Regions from separate parts of the Homo sapiens genome. Here region 1 is linked to region 2. The links are chromatin loops, found by intact Hi-C in ENCODE. Cell type or tissue: PC-9. All regions are shown on one strand.

Region 1 (4,000 bases), 54 kb before region 2:
AGCTGGGAGGGGTGGGGCTGAAGTACCTTGGCAGATGGAAGGTTAGAGGCTGCTCCAGACACCTGGGATGGTAGAGACAGATCAACGAGTCCCAAGGAAAAAGACAGTGAAGGGTTGACAGTGTGTTGGCAGCAGGAGGGAGGGGGGCAGCTAGGAGAGGGGCCAGAAAGAGGAGGTCTTCTCTCTCCATGCACACACATGCATATGCACACACGTGCATATGCACACACACACATGCATGCACACACACCCCCACATGCACATACACACACAGACACCTGCTACATACACACCCCCAACCTCTCACCTGCCACACCACCTTCTATGCCACACACTTGTGTCCACGCCCCCACAGGCATGGCAGCAGACAGCAGGCCAAGGAGAGGCTCCTTCTCACTGCATCTGGCCTCTGCTGTGCACTGCCTCGGGTCAGCAGGGCGGGCCCCATGCCAATGGCCTTTGGTGGGAGACACACCTTGCTACCCAGAGAGAAACCTCTGGGCATGACCTGCTGTAGTTGGCAAACTCCTCGGCCCCACAGCATCTATAAAGGCTCTCAGCCTTCAGTCTCCACAGGTCTGGAGGTTTGTCATGTGCCTTCATTCACTCATGAGATATTGCCAGAGCATCTGCTCTGTGCCAGGGACAGAGTTGTTCCTATCTTTGTGTTTGCTTACAGAAAGCCATAGCATGAGAGTGAGCAGGTGGGCCAGGCAAGGAGGAATGTTGCCCAGACTTGCACTGGGGGATGGCTTCCTAGAGGAGGTGACTCTGGACTGAGGCCTGAAGCCCGTGGAGGTCAGGGAGGGGCTGGGGGCAAGGGGGCCAGAATGCTGGGACAGCAACTCCCCTCACACAACCATAGCAGCAAAGCCTGGAGGGGCCAGGGTAGGAGGTTCTTGGGGAGGCCACAGCCCTGACAGCCTGGCCAGAGCTGCTCTCCTTTTAGCCTGGACTGAGCTCGACTTGACCTCAGCACCCAGCACCCTCCACTCAGAAGGGCTGGTCTCAAGGTAACTCCCACTGAGACTCACAGGCACTCAGGGACCAGTGAACAGTGAGTCTGGTGGGGTGGGCCTCTGTTTCTTGTAACAAAGGGTCAAAATGAAGAAAGGAATCCCAGTTTTTGGTTAACTTTTCTTAAAACTTTGTCAATGCTACTGTTTGTCTTCATCAGAACATGGGCTAAGATGAGGTACCACTCATCTATTGCTGCAAAACAAACCTGTCAAATCTTACTGGCTCAAAAAATGCAGCGGTTTCTTATTTCTCAGATGCTGTGGGCTGAGCCAGTGGCTCTTTGTCCCTTCTTGCCTGACCTTGGAAGTGGTCATTTGACTGGGTCTGGAGGTCCATCAGAGTCTCCTTCCCAGGGGTCCAGCCTCAGCCGGGGTGGTGCCAGGCCAGGCCTGTCTCTCCAAGTGATCTTTTATCCTGGGCTTTGTCTTATGGATGTCGCGTGGTGGCATTCAGGTTCCAGGAAAGTGAGAACTACAAGGCTGAGGTCAACAAACCACAGGCCAGCCCAGATCTGGGGAGTAGAGAAACAGCCTCATCCTCGTGATGGGAGGATCTCCACATTAAATGATACACAGAACTCTTTTTTCTGAGATGGAGTCTTACTCTGTCCCCCAAGCTGGAGTGCAGCAGTGCAATCTCAGCTCACTGCAACCTCTGCCTCCCAGGCTCAAGCGATTTTCCGGTCTCAGCCTCCTGAGTAGCTGGGATTACAGGCACCCGCCACCACGCCCAGATAATTTTTGTATTTTTAGTAGAGATGGGGTTTCCCTATGTTGACCAGGGTGGTCTCTAGCTCCTGACCTCAGGTGATCTGCCCGCTTCAGCCTCCCGAAGTGCTGGGATTACAGCCATGAGCCACCTTGCCTGGCACTGAATTCTTGAAGTATCCTGTGATGACTCCCCAGTGGTGTGCACACAGGGCTGTGGCTTTCAGGGGCTCTGCAACCCTGGGAGAATGAGGCCATCTGGGGTACCAGCCCACCCCCAAGTCCATCTGCACATTTGATCGAGGGCTGCAGGGTCACTGCCCTGTGGGTATGCCCAGTGGTTCTGAGTTAAATCAGCTTTGCAAGGGGCTTGCTCTGGGCTGACCTCAGAAGAGGAGGCTGGGAAGGTTGGGTTGGTGCTATCAAGAGGTTGGGTAATTCAGACATCTTCATTTTAAGCTCCTGGATATGTGTGGGACACAGAAACTTCCAGGTGCAAGGACTCAGGTTGCCCATGGGCTCTCCAGGCTGTGTGCAGCCAGTTGATTCTCCTGGAGAGGGAGCCCCAGACCCACAGCCTTGCTGCCTTGTGCTCTGCTCTGAGGTCTGTCTGCACAAAGGTCAATAACAGGCTCAAACCCAGCTCCACCACCTCCCAGCTGTGTGTAACCTTGGACAGCTTGCTTAACCACGTGGGGCCAATACTCATACTGTATTGGTTGGGGTTAGGTTCTGTTGTGAGCATGAAAGACTTCAAACAACAGCAGCTTCCATCAGGTGGAGTTTGTTCTCTTCGTGTAGCATTCGATGGGAGGTAGAGGTGATGTGTGATGCCCCCATATGTCAGAGACGCAGCCAGACCCAGCTCACGGCTCCCCCACCCTGTGGCTGTGGCCCTCATCTTCATAGCCCCAGGAGGCTGTGTGCCAGCTAGGTGTTAGCCAGCGGGTTGGAGGGAGGCACAAACATCTGTCTCTTAAGGAGAAAACTGCCACCACACCTAGTCATACCTGCCAGTGAGGGAGGCAGAAAGTGTAGTCTTTATTCTGAGGCCAGGGGTGTAACTACAGACTCAGTCATCACGGAGCGTGAGAGGGCACCGGACTGCCACGTGTGCACTGTGCCCAGCAGCTGAGTGCCTGGGGCAGAGGAGCTCAATGACCATCAGGTGCTGTCAATATCCCGTCCAGCCCTGCTTCACAGACAGGAAACCGAGTCCCAGACAGGCACACAGAGAGGGAGACTGGGCCTACTCCTTGACCTTGGCCAAGGCCTCCCCCAGCTGTCCTATCCCTACACCTCCACACCCCCAGCTTTTCCATCTAGAAGATTCTAGAAGGTTCACTGCAAAGGAAGAGGTGAGTGTGTGCAGACCTACCTATTCCTTATGTTTCTCCAGCTTAACCAGGCCTCTGCACTCTTGTGCAGGAATATCAGAACATGGGGGAGTCCAGGTTCAGGCTGGGGCCTCTCTCAGCCTGTCAGGGAGGGTCAGGACTGAGGTGGGCTGTGGGCCAGCACGCGCCCATCAGTCCCTGACAGTTACACTGGACAGCTAAGCTGGAGAAGCATGTGGGTCACATATTTCTCATGCCAGGGCAGAAATTTAAGAGCCTGTCTTTAACCTTATCAGTGGTGTTAACTCAGCTAAAGAAAGAATATGCAGAGAGAGAGGGCTGGCAGGCTGGGGCACAGCAGGAACTGGGGCCCAGGTTGGGGGCTCAAGAGGTTGCAGGATAAGATCAGAAAATACAACACAAAGCTGGGCACAGTAATCCCAGCACTTTGGGAGGCTGAGACGAGAGGATCCCTTGAGGTCAGTTCAAGACCAGTCTGGACAACATAGCAGGACCCCCTTGAACTCTACGAAAAAGAGCGAAAACACAACACAACAGGGTCCCGACCCATGCCAACCAGGAGGGAGCCTTTGGGCAGCAGCCCTTGCTGCGCACCTGGGCCAACTTGGCCAGCACTCTCTGTGGGAGAGGCCACTCACCCCCATGCCCTCCCTGGGCAAGGCTGAGGCTCTTGAGGGGTGGAACATCAGGCATGTTGGGGACATAATCGAAAACAAAAATCTCCTGCCAATGCAGAAAACCTTTCCACAAAAGAAGAGAAAGAAAAATTTAATTATTGAATAGGCATTAAACAGATTGCGATGCTCATCACAGATAATCTGCTAATAAATTACAAAGGCAGAAAGAAGTCTCACGCTTGTATATAACCAGGTGCAACCCATCCCGTACACGTTCTCAAGGGAAACGTCACAGGTG
Region 2 (4,000 bases):
TACAATCACATGCAGAAGTGGGCATTGTAGTTCATCCCTCTGTTTCTCCAATTGTAAGTTTTCCCTGAAGCTGTGCCTGGATGGAGAGAGCTTAAAGTGGAAAGCAGTAGGTCTGAGCAGTCAAGGGGTGGACTGTAGTGCCTGCTGTTGGCACCTCACTGGCTGACTGGCCTGCACACCCAGCCTTTAGCCGCAGTGAGCAGCAGCTGCAGACTGCTCACAGCTACACCCTTCTCCTGAGAGTTTCCTGGAAATGCCTGGAAGATCTTCCCTCCCCACTGGCCCTCAGCTGGTGGCTTTGATACAGGTACAATAGGCTGGCCCCTCTCCCAGGAGGGACAACCCTGTGATATTCTTCATGCATCAGAGCCCTTGTGGAACCAGACTGAGGCGGACTTAAGCTGGACCTGCCTTTTTGACTGGCTTCTTACCTCTCGTTTTCTGTCCCCCCAACTTCCTTATAGCTTCTGCTGACAGCGCTCCCGCAAACACCATTTTCCAAGAATTCCAATCTCAGGCTCTACTTCTTGGGAACCTGACCTAAAACAGATACAAATCATGTTTTCCCTTCCTACTGTGCAGGCTGGCAGCAGACAAACGATGCAGGCAGGCAGTGAGACTCAGATTGGGTCCTCCTGTCGGAACAGCTGGGATATGATGTCCATGCCCTCTCCCAGGACCCAGGTGGAACTTGAATACTGATTCATCATACTCACTTTTCATTTGGAGAGTGAATTTTGGGTAAATGACTTTGCAATCCATGAAAGTGAATACTCAGAACGTTTTCAGGTAGCAGAGGATCCCTGTACTTCCAAGACAGAGTGTTCATTGAGATCAGCCTCACAGCCGTGCCCTCTGGATCACAGCCCAGGAGCATGGAAAATCCCACTTCTTGGCCTCTCCAGCACTCCCCTTTCCTACTTGTTTATTGGCTGGGCTGATAGTTGCTGGTTGTCTACAACAAAGATCCCACTGGGGGGGCTAATACTCAGGTATTGCCAGGTAAGGAATGCTGTGAATATCACTCCAGGTCACAAGTGCTTGTGTTAGGGGACTCCTGGGACTACGAAGGGTTTGGTAAGAGTAATCTGTGTTGAATCTAGCCTCATTTCCTTTTTCTTTCTTTTATAGTTTTTAATTTTTTGGTAATAGAGAACTTCGAAGTAAGTAAAGGAGATAGTATAATAAACCCTGATGTACTCACTGCCTGATATCAATAATTGCAACCTTAATTCATTCCAGTATATTTTTACATGTGTTTCAGACTGAAATAAAGGGAGATGTTCAGCCTCAGGTGTAGAAGCAGTGAGACAATTTCCCACCACGGAGGAAGATGAAGAGCAGGAGAGGAGAGGCTGGCGGCTCCCAGGAGCAGATCACCTGCCCCCACTGCAAGGCCCCCGTGTGCTCAATAAACTGACCCTTGCGCAGAGACTAAGGCTCACTTATTGGAAACTATTATTGTTACAGTTACTAAGTAATTAACAAGTGATGCATAGGGCTGGTCAGTTATGTGACTATACGTGCGCGTGTGTGCACGCACGAGTGCATGTTTAGTTCATTACAGAAACACCATCATTTCTTTGTAATCAGCTGAAATCACCACTCATTAGTGGGCCTCTCGTGGGCTATAACTGATTTTACAGCCACCTGTCATTTCTTTTTTCTTTACAACTTTGTGCGTTTGTGTTTTTCATGGCATGCTCAGGGTACACTATGTTCTGCACGCAAGCAGGGGGCTGCACGGGCTCCAGCTCCCCTTCTCAGGCACGTCCCTCTCGATGTAATGTGTAGGATGGAACTTCTTCCCATGCGCTCTGTGAAGGGGCCCCGCAGCTCCCCAGCTGGACAGCTGCTCTGGAGACTTTGGCAGGGCTGGGCACCTGTGGAGCCTGAGGCCAGACCCAGGGAGCCACACTGTGGGAACCACAGGGCACCTGGAACATAGGTTTAATCCGGGCCTGTCTGTGAGTAATAGTGTCACAGTGGGAGGGCAGGAGGCAGGGTGAGTCAGTGGCTCCTGGAAAGGGATCTGTCATGACTCACATGGCGTTTCTTCCCTCATCCTTCTATCCTTCTACTTGCAGGACTTTCCTACAATTCTGTCTGTGCTGGTTCACGGTTATGTAGCATCAGGATGGGGCTCCCTCTTTGCTCAGGCCAGCAAAAGAGAGACAGAAAGAGAGAGAGAGATTGAGAGAGTGAGAAAAACAGATATACACACACACACACACAGAAAAAGAAACAAAGCGAAATACAGAAAGATAGACACAGAGAGAGAGTGAGAAAAACAGATACACACACACACACACAGAGAAAAAGAAACAAAGCGAAATACAGAAAGGTAGACACAGAGAGAGAGAGAGACAGAGTGACAGAGACAGAGAGAGAATACTACAGACAGACACACAGAGAGACAATGAGACAGAGAGAGAGGGGGAGAAAGAGACAGAAAGAGAGAGATACAGAGAAGTTCACACAGCTGTGAGGGGGCTAAAGGAGGAAGTGTCCACTCCTGAGAAGGGAAGGGAAGAGAAAGGCAGAAGGAGGGGCTGGGCCAGGTGTCCCAACACAGGGATAGGAGCACACAGGGGACATGCCTGGGCTGCCTCCAAAGGCCTGGCTCAGCTGAGGAATGACAGACTCCACAAGGGGCTTCCCACATCAGATGGGCCAGAATGTTCCCCTGGAGGTCACTAAACAGGGGCTCAAATCTCTCTTGCCTTGGGGTGGCTTCAAGGCAGAGGCCAGGGGCACTTTGTGCCTCTCTCCATCTGTCCCCTCTCCTCCTGGGGGTCTTGCTGTGGGCAGGTGCAGGTGTGGGCCTAGCTGCATCAGTCAGAGGGGCTCACGCTGGGGCTTCTGTGGCCCACTGATCCCCTGGATCTCACTAATGATGTCCCCTTTGGCTTGCTCCTGCCCTGGGGCTTCCTAGACATAGCTACTCCTTCTGAGGGGTCCTCATCCCCAGAGGCCTGGGCACAGGCAGCAGAGTGCTTCTCCTGGGGACAGCCCCCACTCTTGTCACCTCCCAGCCTGGCCCAGCCTCCTGTCCTGGCTACAGCAGGGGCACTGGGGTTGTGACACGGCATATGATGGATGGCCCAGCCCTGGTCCCACAGATGCAGCCCCAGCCCTCACCCCCACACCAGCTGCCTGCCCACAGCGTGCCCATTCCCTGAAGTCAGGGACCTGTCACTGCTCCGCTAGGCCTTGGCGCTGCCTGCTCCTCCCACACGGGCCCCTCCTCCCAGCACACCTGCTTGGGGGCCACCTGGAGCTTTGCACTCTGCACACCTGTCTCAGAGCAGGTGCCATGGCAGTATGGGGGGGCATCTCTCCTGCTGGGGCCCAGGACAATTCCTGCCAGGGATGTGGGTAAGCATGATGGAGTGCACCTTATTCCATCCTCATTCCACTTCTGAGCCTGCTCCTTCAATGGGGCAAAGGTGTCCAGGGCAGCTGGAGGGAGGAAGGTCAGTTCCTCCCGGCATGCCCTCCTGGTGTTACAGATTGAATTGTGTCCCCCCAGATTCATATGTCAAAGCCCTAACCCCAGTGTGATGGTATCTGGAGATGAGACCTTTGGGAGATAATTAGGTTTAGATGAGGTAAGGAGGGGGAGCCCCCATCATAGGATTAGCATTCTTATAAGAAGAGACACCAGAGAGCTTGTTTTCACTCTCTCTCCACGATGTGAGGACACAGCAAGAAGGTGGCGGTCTGCAAGTCAGGAAGAGAGCCCTCCCTGCAACCTGACCATGCTGGCATCTGATCTTGGACGTCCAGCCTCTAGAATAGTGAGAAATAGATTTCTGTTGTTTCTAAGCCATCAGTGGATGGTATTCTCTTATGGCAGTCTAAGCTGACCAATACACCTGAATCTCATCTTTCCAGGCTCCTTCCTGAAAAAAGGTCACCAAATCTATCAGGCAAAGTTAACCAGATTTACTCATCTGTCCTTAGTGAGGTGAGAGTGAAAATATAGACCAAAAGGTCC

Evidence for each region. A loop is a pair of places that touch in the nucleus more often than their neighbours do. Peaks named below come from ENCODE experiments on the same cell type or tissue, not always from the same donor. Only the 100,000 strongest peaks of a DNase experiment are listed, where the experiment ranks them.
Region 1: a loop joins it to region 2, with 1.9 times the contacts of the local background. A loop is called at or near these places in 36 of 110 quality-filtered maps.

The regions. Positions count from the first base shown.
Region 1 is chr7:44,128,962-44,132,961 of GRCh38, forward strand. No RefSeq gene overlaps it. Among named protein-coding and RNA genes, the nearest start is that of POLD2, 7.4 kb to the left of the region's middle. In PC-9, a CTCF peak has its summit at 2,316 (motif pointing right); a DNase peak (open chromatin) is centred at 2,350.
Region 2 is chr7:44,182,720-44,186,719 of GRCh38, forward strand. The region is part of intron 1 of GCK (glucokinase); the gene reads right to left. LOC105375257 (a long non-coding RNA gene) reads left to right here. Exons shown (of 3, transcript XR_927221.3): 2 at 583-741; 3 at 1,265-1,434. Among named protein-coding and RNA genes, the nearest start is that of GCK, 4.7 kb to the right of the region's middle. RefSeq lists enhancers at 1,245-1,782, 1,783-2,318. In PC-9, no CTCF peak of the experiment used is centred here; a DNase peak (open chromatin) is centred at 1,952; H3K4me3 peaks cover 299 bases; H3K27ac peaks cover 1,139 bases.